2 separate regions of the Homo sapiens genome follow, and region 1 is linked to region 2. The links are chromatin loops, found by intact Hi-C in ENCODE. Cell type or tissue: HepG2. All regions are shown on one strand. Links, peaks and the distances in the headings refer to the core of each region. The heading gives the core; the rest is flanking DNA.

Evidence for each region. A loop is a pair of places that touch in the nucleus more often than their neighbours do. Peaks named below come from ENCODE experiments on the same cell type or tissue, not always from the same donor. Only the 100,000 strongest peaks of a DNase experiment are listed, where the experiment ranks them.
Region 1: a loop joins it to region 2, with 12 times the contacts of the local background. A loop is called at or near these places in 1 of 110 quality-filtered maps.

The regions. Positions count from the first base shown.
Region 1 is chr20:8,328,312-8,333,708 of GRCh38, reverse strand. All of the region lies in intron 2 of PLCB1 (phospholipase C beta 1), which reads right to left. Among named protein-coding and RNA genes, the nearest start is that of PLCB1-IT1, 82 kb to the right of the region's middle. In HepG2, for the core only: no CTCF peak of the experiment used is centred there; DNase peaks (open chromatin) are centred at 1,518 and 2,558; H3K4me3 peaks cover 991 bases.
Region 2 is chr20:8,187,068-8,192,464 of GRCh38, reverse strand. All of the region lies in intron 2 of PLCB1 (phospholipase C beta 1), which reads right to left. Among named protein-coding and RNA genes, the nearest start is that of PLCB1, 58 kb to the right of the region's middle. In HepG2, for the core only: no CTCF peak of the experiment used is centred there; DNase peaks (open chromatin) are centred at 1,744 and 2,224; H3K4me3 peaks cover 1,463 bases.

The DNA.
Region 1 (5,397 bases), core at 333-5,332, 140 kb before region 2:
CTCCTAAGACAGGGTTTCTCATCTTCAGCACTATCAACATTTTGGGCCAGATGCTTTTTAGGTTATAAGAGTACATCCTGTGCATTCTAGGAAGCTGAGTAGTATCCCTGGCCTCTACCCACTAGGTGTTAGTAGCAACCTCTCATAAGTTGTGACCACCAAAAATGTCTCCCAACATTGCCAAATGTTCCTTGGAGATAAGGACAATATTGCCCCTAGTTGGAAAACATTGCTCTGAGGCCATGAAATAAAAATTTTCGTTATCAAAACATAACAGGAGACACTGCTAAGTTCAATGACTTACTCAGCATTGTAAAAAGCTGGACATTCATGGAATCCCCACCTGGATGAAAGCAACAACACTTTTTACTTTTGGCACTAGTTAGCTGCCATAACACAGAACTCAGTGCCTTAATTCACTGCAAGATTATCCTTACTCATGTGAAAATCCAATGTGGGTATTCATGGTCAGATGGCTTTCCTGCAGGTGATTATTGAGGAACTCAGGCTCCAATGTCTTTGGCTCCATAATCTTCAGCACATGACTGGAATTCCCTCCATTCAATCAGGGACTGGGGAAAGGATGGTGAGGAAAGCGCATCTCTGTAACCATGTCATCCTGGAAGTGACACACATCACTTCTCCTCACATTTTATTGGTGAGAAATGGTCACGTAGTCCCTCGTTGAGAAGACTTTTGCCAGCAATTACCCTATGCCATGAAAAGGCACGTGTATTTTTAGTGATCAGCTAGCCATCTGTGCCACAGCTATGCACCTTCCAAAGCAGCTACATAAATATTTTAGTCAAATAAGATCCTAAAAGTTAAGCAAGTATGATTCTAATCATGTATGTGCTATTTTCACATCTTATACATGGTAAAGTTTGCACACAAATAGTTCTTCTGACTTGGGTTGACATCCTAGGGCTAGACTCCATAACTCTGGCTATGAGTTGAGAGTTCCTGCCTCAAAAGCCAGGTAGGGAGCACCATTAGCCAAAGAGAGGGACAATGTAGCAGTTATAAGCACTGTCACTAGAGTCTGACTACTCTAACCTTGGCTTTGCCACTGAGTGGCTACGTGTAATCTCAGGCAAGTCATTTAGTCTTTCCGCATCTCCATTTTCTCATCTAGGGATAATCATAGTTACCACACTATAGAGTGGTCATGAAGTTTAAATGAGATGCAACATGGAAAGCACTTAAAATAGTGTCCAGTACATTTTGATTATTGATAATATGCCACAAGTGATAACTAATACTTAATCTATACATTTACAGAATTTTCTGGTTAATATACATCACATTGAAATTCTATGTATTTTGGGATCTATTTAGGTTTTTCCACCTTAGCCTGTTTGCAAGGAACAAATAAAATCTGTCATTGACTTTGGCAAATTTGCTCAATTTGACAGTAGAATGCAGAAGCAGAGGCATCTGGGAAAGCAAGTGTCGATGAATCATCCCAAATCCTTCCCCACTGCTGGAAAGCAGCCCAAAGTGCAAGTCCCGCTGACAGCAAGTCAGTAGAATCATGTTCATTTAAATACCAAGGGCAGCACAAGGCATTATGAAAGATGGGAGCAAGGTCAAATGCTTTGTGTGTTCCTCTGCCAGTTCAGCGACCAGAAATTCTAGAGTCTCTTAAGAACAGACACCCGGCACCCAATCACATCTTCCAGTTCACGGTCTTGAATCACTTGTTTTACAGATGAGGAGACAAAAGTCCAGAAAAGTCCATGGTTAAATGGGACACATAAGCCTAAATCCTACATTTGCTAATTCTCGATCCAATTGTCTTACCTATGCTGCTTTGATGTGTATTACCTTACATTCCATAATTCTGCAGAGTGAAGTGATATTAAGCCATATGAAGCAAACACAAAAAATCCACAGAATACCTGTTAGTAAGGTGTCAAGTTCTTCCATATACCTCTTCTAGTTTAAGGGATATTTCCCCCAAACTGAAAGTGAGTTTCCACCTTCTATGAGCATTTGCCCTCATTTCTTTAATAAAACAAAATAACACCACTTTAACAACAAGCTCTTTGTTTAGGATCAAAATATTCCAAAGCCACTCTTTTAGTGAAGTGCCTTGTAACTGAAGATGTAATGGTTTGGTGGACTCAGACACCATGCTTCAGTAACTTCTGTCAGAAAAATGGTGCTGATAAACTGCTCACATCACTGCAGCACAGGCATGCCCCTAACCACAAAACCTTGCAAAAGGCATCAGCCTGCCAAGAGAAAAGGCTTTGCCTTCAGCAGACTGGCATAAAACAAAAAACAAAGAAACCTCAATATGTCAGCTTTGGATAATGCCCTTCTCCCGATTTGAACATAGAAAAAAAAAAAAAAACTTCACACGTATTGAATCTCATTCTTTCAATGTGTGAATTTTGCCTTGAGAATATGGTAGCAGGCATAGTATTCCAAAAGCAAGTCTTTGTCTGTAAAACATTCTTTTCTGATAGAATTTTAAGAATGGGTCCTCAGACCACTTTCTAATTTCAGTCATACAAGGTTTTATTGTTCTTTGGAGGTTAAGCCCAATTCCACTGGGTAATTTTGACCTTTGTCTATTTGTTTTATTAACTAAAGTGACAACATAAATACCTTTACACAGTGCAGTGTGTACACATGAGTCTGTGTATATCTGTGCATGTGTGTGGATGAATTTTCTGCTAGTCCACTGTTTTTGACTTACCAAAATGGTATTTTATATAGTTTAACCTCATATGTACCAGAAGCGCTTTGTGCATATTAAATGTGCAATGTACACTGTAAATCTGCTTTATGCCCTGAGAGAATATGATGTCATACTTCCTACCTCCCTCCTTCATAGTTCATTGTATTTTACATCTATCCTTTATGACACAGCAAAGGATGTAGATGCTAATGTTGTAGGTGCCAACAGCATTCCTTCAACTCAACTAGCAACAAATGGCATGAAAATGTCCAGACACCATCTTCAGAATCTGTTACATGTCAATAAGTTTGTCCTCAAAGCAGACTTGTAGAACACTCTGCTGACTTTGCAGGATCCCTTGAATGCTATCAAGAAAATAGGAATCCTGAGCCAACAACTTCTTCAGAAACAAGAAAGCTCCATAGCCTGACATGCATTCATCAGAATTAAGAACTGAGAGTGGTTGCTGGGTGTGAAAAATGAACACTCGTCTGATGCAACTGAACCAGTGAAAGGAGGACTGATTACTCAAGCCAGTGAGCTGGTGTAACATTTGAGCGCCTGCTAAGGAGCACATTTTATCAATGCAGCATGGCTCTTCTACGGCTATAAAATGCAGCTTCTTGAGTGTTTATATGCAATCTGACTGCCTGGGTTAAACCCTCACCTTTACCAGTTACAGCTGTGAGGCTTGGTGCAAGTTGCTTAACCTCTCTCTGATTCAGCTTCCAATCTAAAAAGGAAAATGAGAGTAATATCTGCTCTCTACATTGTCTATAATGAAACGATGAGTTAATACACTGTAAAGTACTAAGAACAAGGCCCGGCACGTGATAAGCAATTATAAATGATAGCTATTATTATTGATTCGATGTTATTGTTCTCATTCATTTTAAGGCCCCATGGTTTTGTCCTACATTTTTTTGCAGAAGAATCAGGGGGATGGAATCTTGATCTTAGTGGTTTTTGCCCGAGGAAAGAATTATTCTTGAACACCGTCTTGCCACCTACCTATTTTCTCCTATTTTCAATTGCAAAATATGTCAGCATTTAATTACAAGAGGGAAAACTGAAACACAGCTCCTTTGCAAACATTTAAGTAACGCCTATAGAAATACACATTTCTACTGTGTAGGAGAGTTCATGCAATCATAAGACGGGGTCCTCATGAGGTTGCTAGACTAAACAGACCCAACTCTGATTTCAGAACATGCTGTGGCAGTGCTCTGAGAATTGCATAGGTGGACTCTGAAGCAAACTCTAAAAGCAAACCACAGCCCACGTCAGATGAGGATTTTAGAAAGAGAGCAATGCTGAAAAGCTTCATTGGAAATCAGGCTTTAGGCTCCACTAGCAGAGGAAGACATTATGCCATCAGTGACATTATCATTGCACAAGAAACAAAGATATGGTAGCTTCAGCGAAGAACCTGGATCATTGTAATTTTCTGGAAATTGAAAGGAGAAAACATTTTGATTGTCTGAATGCAGGGATGAGAACAAAAAAACAAACAAACAAACAGAAAAAACCAAACAGCTGTAGATGTGGTGGATAAAAACAAGTCTTTGGCCAGGTTTGGTGGCTCACGCCTGTCATCCCAACACTTTGGGAGGCCGAGGCAGGTGGATCACTGGAGGCTAGGAGTGCACTCCAGACTGGGTGACACAGCAAGACTCCATCTCAAAAAAAAAAAAAAAAAGTATTTATTTTAGGCTAAGACAAAATGCCACCTATACTCAAAGACCTGGCAGTTCTAGTTGAGAGACTTTCACTCACTTCCAAGCACATCTGGTAGAAAAGCAAATAAGACTTTAAAAAATCTTTTCAAGTGGCTGGAATTTGTTTCAATTCATAGCAACACATACAGAACCATTTCACCAAATTTCTCTTTTATAAAATACTGGCTATATATACAGGAATACAGAATTAAATTTTGTCATTTAAGACCTCCTCAAACTAACCAATTGAGTCATAGTAATTAGTTAGGAAAGTCATGTGCATCTTGTATTCTCATTTGACACTGGAAGATATTGTTAGCATCAGTAATTGATTCTGAAGATACTGGGGCTATTCAGGATTGATAGCTTTTCCCTGACTCTGTACCCAGCACAGGGTCTCACACACACATTGTTAGTCAATTGACTAGATGTCTAATTAGTTGGCCATAACATAATATCATGCTTATGTTCCGTGTTTCCTTTCTGAACAATCCTCACCCCAGGGAGTCCTCTAGAAGCCTAGAGCAGCAAGTACTCCGTTAGGTATCTTATTTTGAGGCATCTGTCTCAGAGCATATGAATACTCAAAACAGAATCAACTTTCATATACCCAAAGTTGCATATTAGAGTGGCAGTAGGCTATTATTTTTTATATATACATGCTCATTTAATTTGTAAAGTTTATATAATTCATATATAATAATATATAAATGTATATATTTATTAGTCACCCAGAAATAACAAATAAAACACACCTACAGAAATGATGCAGGATAACTAAAATTAAAATGGAATAGTTAGGGCCAAAATCAGGCAATGAACCAAAAAACAAAAAACAACTAGTCATATGTCATATGCTTAAAAATTAAGAAAAGCCAACACAGCGACAAGAGAAGCTGGCTGCAGATACCAGCAACTCCAGCATCTGCCTCCTCTTTCCATTTTAAGCACTGTTCAGAAGCAGAAAATTCAAATTTAAGCTATGATAAA
Region 2 (5,397 bases), core at 155-5,154:
GGCTCTCCTCCCACATCGCTAACCAAATCCTCACAGGTGAGTGATATCTGTCCTTTATGTTGTTCTTTAGTGTTCATCTTAGTCCCACCTTTTAGCAGTCTGCAGTTCACCTAGTGAATACGATTTTTTTAAATTAGCTTCTCGGGCAAGAAAATCCATCAGACTTAATACTATTCTTTGAAACACAGGCTGTAAAAACAAACATGAGATAGGTATAAACAGATTATTCTAATGGCAAGCATCTCCCTAAAGTCTTCAGGAAGAGGCTTTTAACCTTGCTAATTATCACTGCAATAGTGCACCATTAGAAAGTCTGAATAAAAGGATGACATTTTTTAAAATCCAAAATTCAAATAGTATGCCTTGTCTATATTACTTATGTTACTATACTGACTCTCTCCTTTAGACATATTTGATCAGCCTTTTATTGTATCCTAACTATATTTATACTGAATTATATACTGAAAACCAGAAATCCAACACACCAAGAGGTCCAGTTATGGCTGAATATTGAAGTCAACCTTCCTTGCATCTTTTATTCAAACCTGCTTTACAAGTGGTATGTGAAAGTTAGGCTTGAGTAAGTGCCAGTAATCATCACCTTTGGAAGTCATTAGGAAAAACAAGACACCTGAGCATTGACTAAAATAGGCAAATGAGTTATTGAATAAGTGACTGACCCTCATCTAATATGTATTTGGATCATCCAGTAATTTCATAATTGAAATTTAGCTTAATACATGACTTAAATAATTAAGTCAGCTTAATTTCCCCTTTACAGAGCATACTAATCTGTCCCAATGCAACTCACACGTTCGCATTTTGGAATAGTAGTCATTCATTTTCATTTTTGTTTCTCTCTATATAACATATTAAAATCATACACCACAACTGGATAGTAGTATGCACCATTATGATTTTGATAATTATGCACTGTGGTCACGTAAAAAATGTTCTTGTTCTTGGAGTATATGCACTGAATTATTTAAGGTGAAGGGCTATCCTGTCTGCAACTTACCGTGAAATGGTTCAGGAAAAAAAAATTAAGTGGATTGATATCTTGGTAGATATAATGAGGTAGCAGATGGAAAAAAATGAGAAACAATCAGTGAATTTGTGTGAAGGATGTATAGTTGTTCATTGTCTTGATCTTACAAATTGTTTGTAAGTTTGAAATTATATCACTACAAAGGATAAATGCTTCAGAGGATGAATACCCAGTTCTCCATGATGTGATCATTACGCATTGTATGCCCGTATCAAAACATGTCATGTACCCCATAAATATATAAACCTACTATGTACCCATAAAAATTAAAAAATAAAAAATAAAAAATAAGAAATTATGTCAAAAGTAAAAGTTACAAAAAAACCATAAAGGTATTCAGCTCAAAATCCTTATGCATGTATATACTCTTCTCTAATGAGGTTGTTTTATCATAACTCGGATTTATTTCAGCCTCTCTAAACTCCTACTACATCTGTTAATCAGCTTTTTCTTGCCAGAATATAATTATTATGAACTTGATTAGCTTACTATGTACTGGCTGACTACAAATAACAAATCAGCCAGCTTCTCCACCGGACCCGGTCATTCACTTGAGAAAGGACATTAAATATTTGAAGCTGCAGAATGACCTTGAGTGAACTGCACCAGTAACAAAACCAGGGCATTTAGAGGAATACGTGAACATCTCCAGGCCTCTAGTTACTTATTAAATGGTTCCCTGGTGACCCACGAGAGTTAATGCTCGCCCTTAAATAGCCAACTTACACTAGCAAGTGGCTTGGGCCCTGAGAATAGAAGGCAATTTAGACCATTATGTATTTCAGAAGTTGCCAGTGGACTTCCCAATGTCCAGCTCACTTTATCTGTAAACACAGCAGCCAGCTGACCTGGAGGCCTGACCATCAAGATAATTGTCTGCAATCTTCACTTTGCTCTGCCATCATAAACACAGAGCTACATGTGGGTATCAAGCCGCTAACTACAAAACATAACTTGTCCCTGATGGAGAATGTTAAGGCATTTCAAACTTTAAAATCACACTAGGGTATTTAGGAAAAATTAGTTTATAAAGAAAGTGTAAAATTGTAAATAATCAAGCAAAAATAACTCTAAATACTTTCAATAGCAAGTACAAAAAGAGATATTAAGAAACTACTTATCCGAGAATTTCAGGTGGTTCGTACATCCTGACTTGCTTAATTATTAACCAGGTTTCACAAAAAGGGCATTAGGAATGTATACCATGAACAAAACACAGGAATGCAGAGCATACTTCTGCAGTACACTGGTATTGCTGTCATCTGCCATTGAATTTAGTTTCTCAAAGAAATTGAATAAGAAATCTGTCTTTAGGTGTTGGTATGGAAGCTATATTTCTCATATATTTATATGTCAGGGGATGGGGTAAAGAAAATCAATGAAGTCATAAGTTTGCCATTAATTCAAGACTTGCTAAGAACATGCTACCTAGTTTTCATATCATAACCTTAAATCTTGGACATTCTATTAAAACTGCACTTCTCTTTCTCCTGCTTTTTCACACTTGTGCATTTTTTTTCCTGGAAAAACATTCCCTTGAAACATGGTAAATGGTTAAGTGTTGAGGTTTCTAAGGGATTCTGAGAATGACAAATATCATACATGGAAAGTTGTCAGTTCTTAAAATTGTCCAAGTTGAAATGGATATACATTTGTTGGATGAATCTCACTGTGAATAATACAACTGTTGAAAATTTGGGTGACTGAAAATTAAAGACATTGTCATATGCACGTTTCTTAAGACAATTTGGATGATAAATGTGTTACAGTTTTGACAAATTTTGTAATTTGATAGAAAATTTGAGTACATTCAACCACAAGTTCATTGTGTTTTCTATGACTAGATAAAAGTGTCGCCGCCTACATTTCAGGTGTAGAAGTGAAAGAGACCCATTTTCCTTGTGTAATATCTTTGTTATTATATAAATTTCATATGGAAATGTCTTATATCTACATGCACAATTAAAATCCTTCCTAATACTAATAAAGGAAACCCTACATCATGTTCATTTAGGCCATATTTTAAAATACATTTTATTGTGCACATTTAAGGTATATAACATGATATTATGTTTTATATATATATATATATTAAAATAGTTACTATAGTCAAACAAATTATCATATCCACTATCTCACATAGTTACCCATCCCCCAACTCTCCAATGGCAAAAGCAGCTATAGCTATTCACTTAGCAAAAATCTCGAACACAATACTTGGAAGCCATTATGCTAAGTGAAATAAGCATAATTTTCTGTGTCTGGCACAGACACAGAAAAAAAAGATTGCATGATTCACTTATATGCGGAATCCTAGAAGGAAACAGTCAAATGTACAGAGATAGAGAATGAAATAGTGGTTATCAGGAGCAGGATAGGCAACATTACTTTTGAATAAATATTACAACTATTCACCTCTTGGGACATTTCTCATTTCAATTTCTAAATCAGTTGCTTTATAGCAATATTTTCCTCTGAAACACTTACAAAATATTTGAATTACCTATCAAATCACAATGTCATCAATCATATACTAATTTTAGCAGTCTGCTACACAATACTGTAAGAATTCTAAGTTTAACTTCTGACATTCTATATCCTGATATATTCAAAGCTGATATGTTAACGTTTGACTCTTTAGCACATTTTATAAGACCCTAACAAAATTGGCTAAGAATAGTTTTGAAAGTGAAAACGTCGCAATACACTTCACTCTTTATATGGCTCAGAGATTACAAACATGGACGAAAATAGACAATTCCCAGGAAGTTTCCAAAAGAACTGTGGAAGTTTATAAATTGATGGCCACTCTTAAGAAAGAATTAGCACATAATAATGTCATAAACATACTTCTGTCTAGCAATCCACATTGCTCCTCTTTTAGTTTCTAATTTTTATAGGAAAATGCATCTCCTCTGCTAATTAGACTTAAACATAAAGCAGGAAAGGCATTTGCACGTAACCAACCCCAATTTTTTTTCTATTTATTTTCTTCTTATGGAAAGCAATCATCATAATTGTGTTCAACTGCATTATTGTTCCCAGTACTTCATCCTTCCCTGTGTCTACTTCCTTTGTAGCCCCTCCCACTAGACCATTTGATGTTGGGCTTGGCCATGTAACTTGCTTTGGCCAAAGGAATGTTAGTGGACAGTACACAAGGAAAGATTTCAAATGTACTTGTGCCATTGGTCTTGCTTTCTTGTATTTTGCCATCTATGAAAAGAAGCTTCTTCACATGGCTGCTGGCTCTTAAACCTGGGCCCCACAACAAACACATGTTGGGAAGACCAGAGCCTCATACACATCCTGAGCCTGGAACAGAAAATGCCTAAGACAAAGCTTGACGTGAAGCTTATGTGAGCCCAGCCTAAATCAGCCAAACCTCAGCCAAGCCACGCATGAGAGAGCTAGAGATAACAACCACTGTTACATGCCACAGAGATTCTGTGGTTGTTGGTTACACAAATAACTGATTCATACAGCAATAAAGTGGTAAGGTTTTATCATATCTAGTTTTAACATACATATATGTACACAGTCACACATAACACCACCACCACCACCACCACCAAATATGTAGTGGTCCTATGCACTCATAGATTCAGTTATCTACTTTTCATGCTTTCTGTATTACTATATGGGGAGTAGGAATTGCTGGCTCTGGTGTCAGGAACTCATCCATCATAAAAATTTATCATTCATAATATCCGTGTGAGAAGCAGAAGGAAAAAATGCCAGCACTCCAACAGCATCCACATTGCAGATCTGGACCTTTTCTACAAGTCTAAGTGCAGAAGAATGGCTGAGGATGAGATCAGCAAGGAAAACTCTAGGAAGTGGAGAGATACCTGCCAGTCACTACTGTTAAAAAATAGACGATGGACCTATAGTGGCAAACTCCATCTTAAAGTATGTGATTCTAAAGAAGAATCTATGAACCAAATTAGAACTGTCATAACAGAAATGGGAGGAGGCACCAGAGTTTAGAACTTTAGATACATGCAAAGGACATGGTGGCTGGTTGGATATTTGATGTGAAGGAGAGGAAGAGCTACAGGTGACTCCTAGTTTTCAATATGGGAAAGGGGAAGAAAGGAGACATGGTAAACTAATACAGGAATAAAGGGTGGGACTGGGGGAGGTGAAGGATCATAAGTTCATCATGGGGTGTTGAGTCTGAGGGTTTGCAGGGCAGCAAAGTACACAGAAGGCAATTGGAAAATAGGCTTGGCATGCCAGGTAAAGATAGTGATCAGGACTACAGACTGAGACTAGGTGATAATTCACCTCATAGTAGTGGATGAGGTCATCCAAGAACAAATGTAAAGTAAGAAGAGTCCCATATA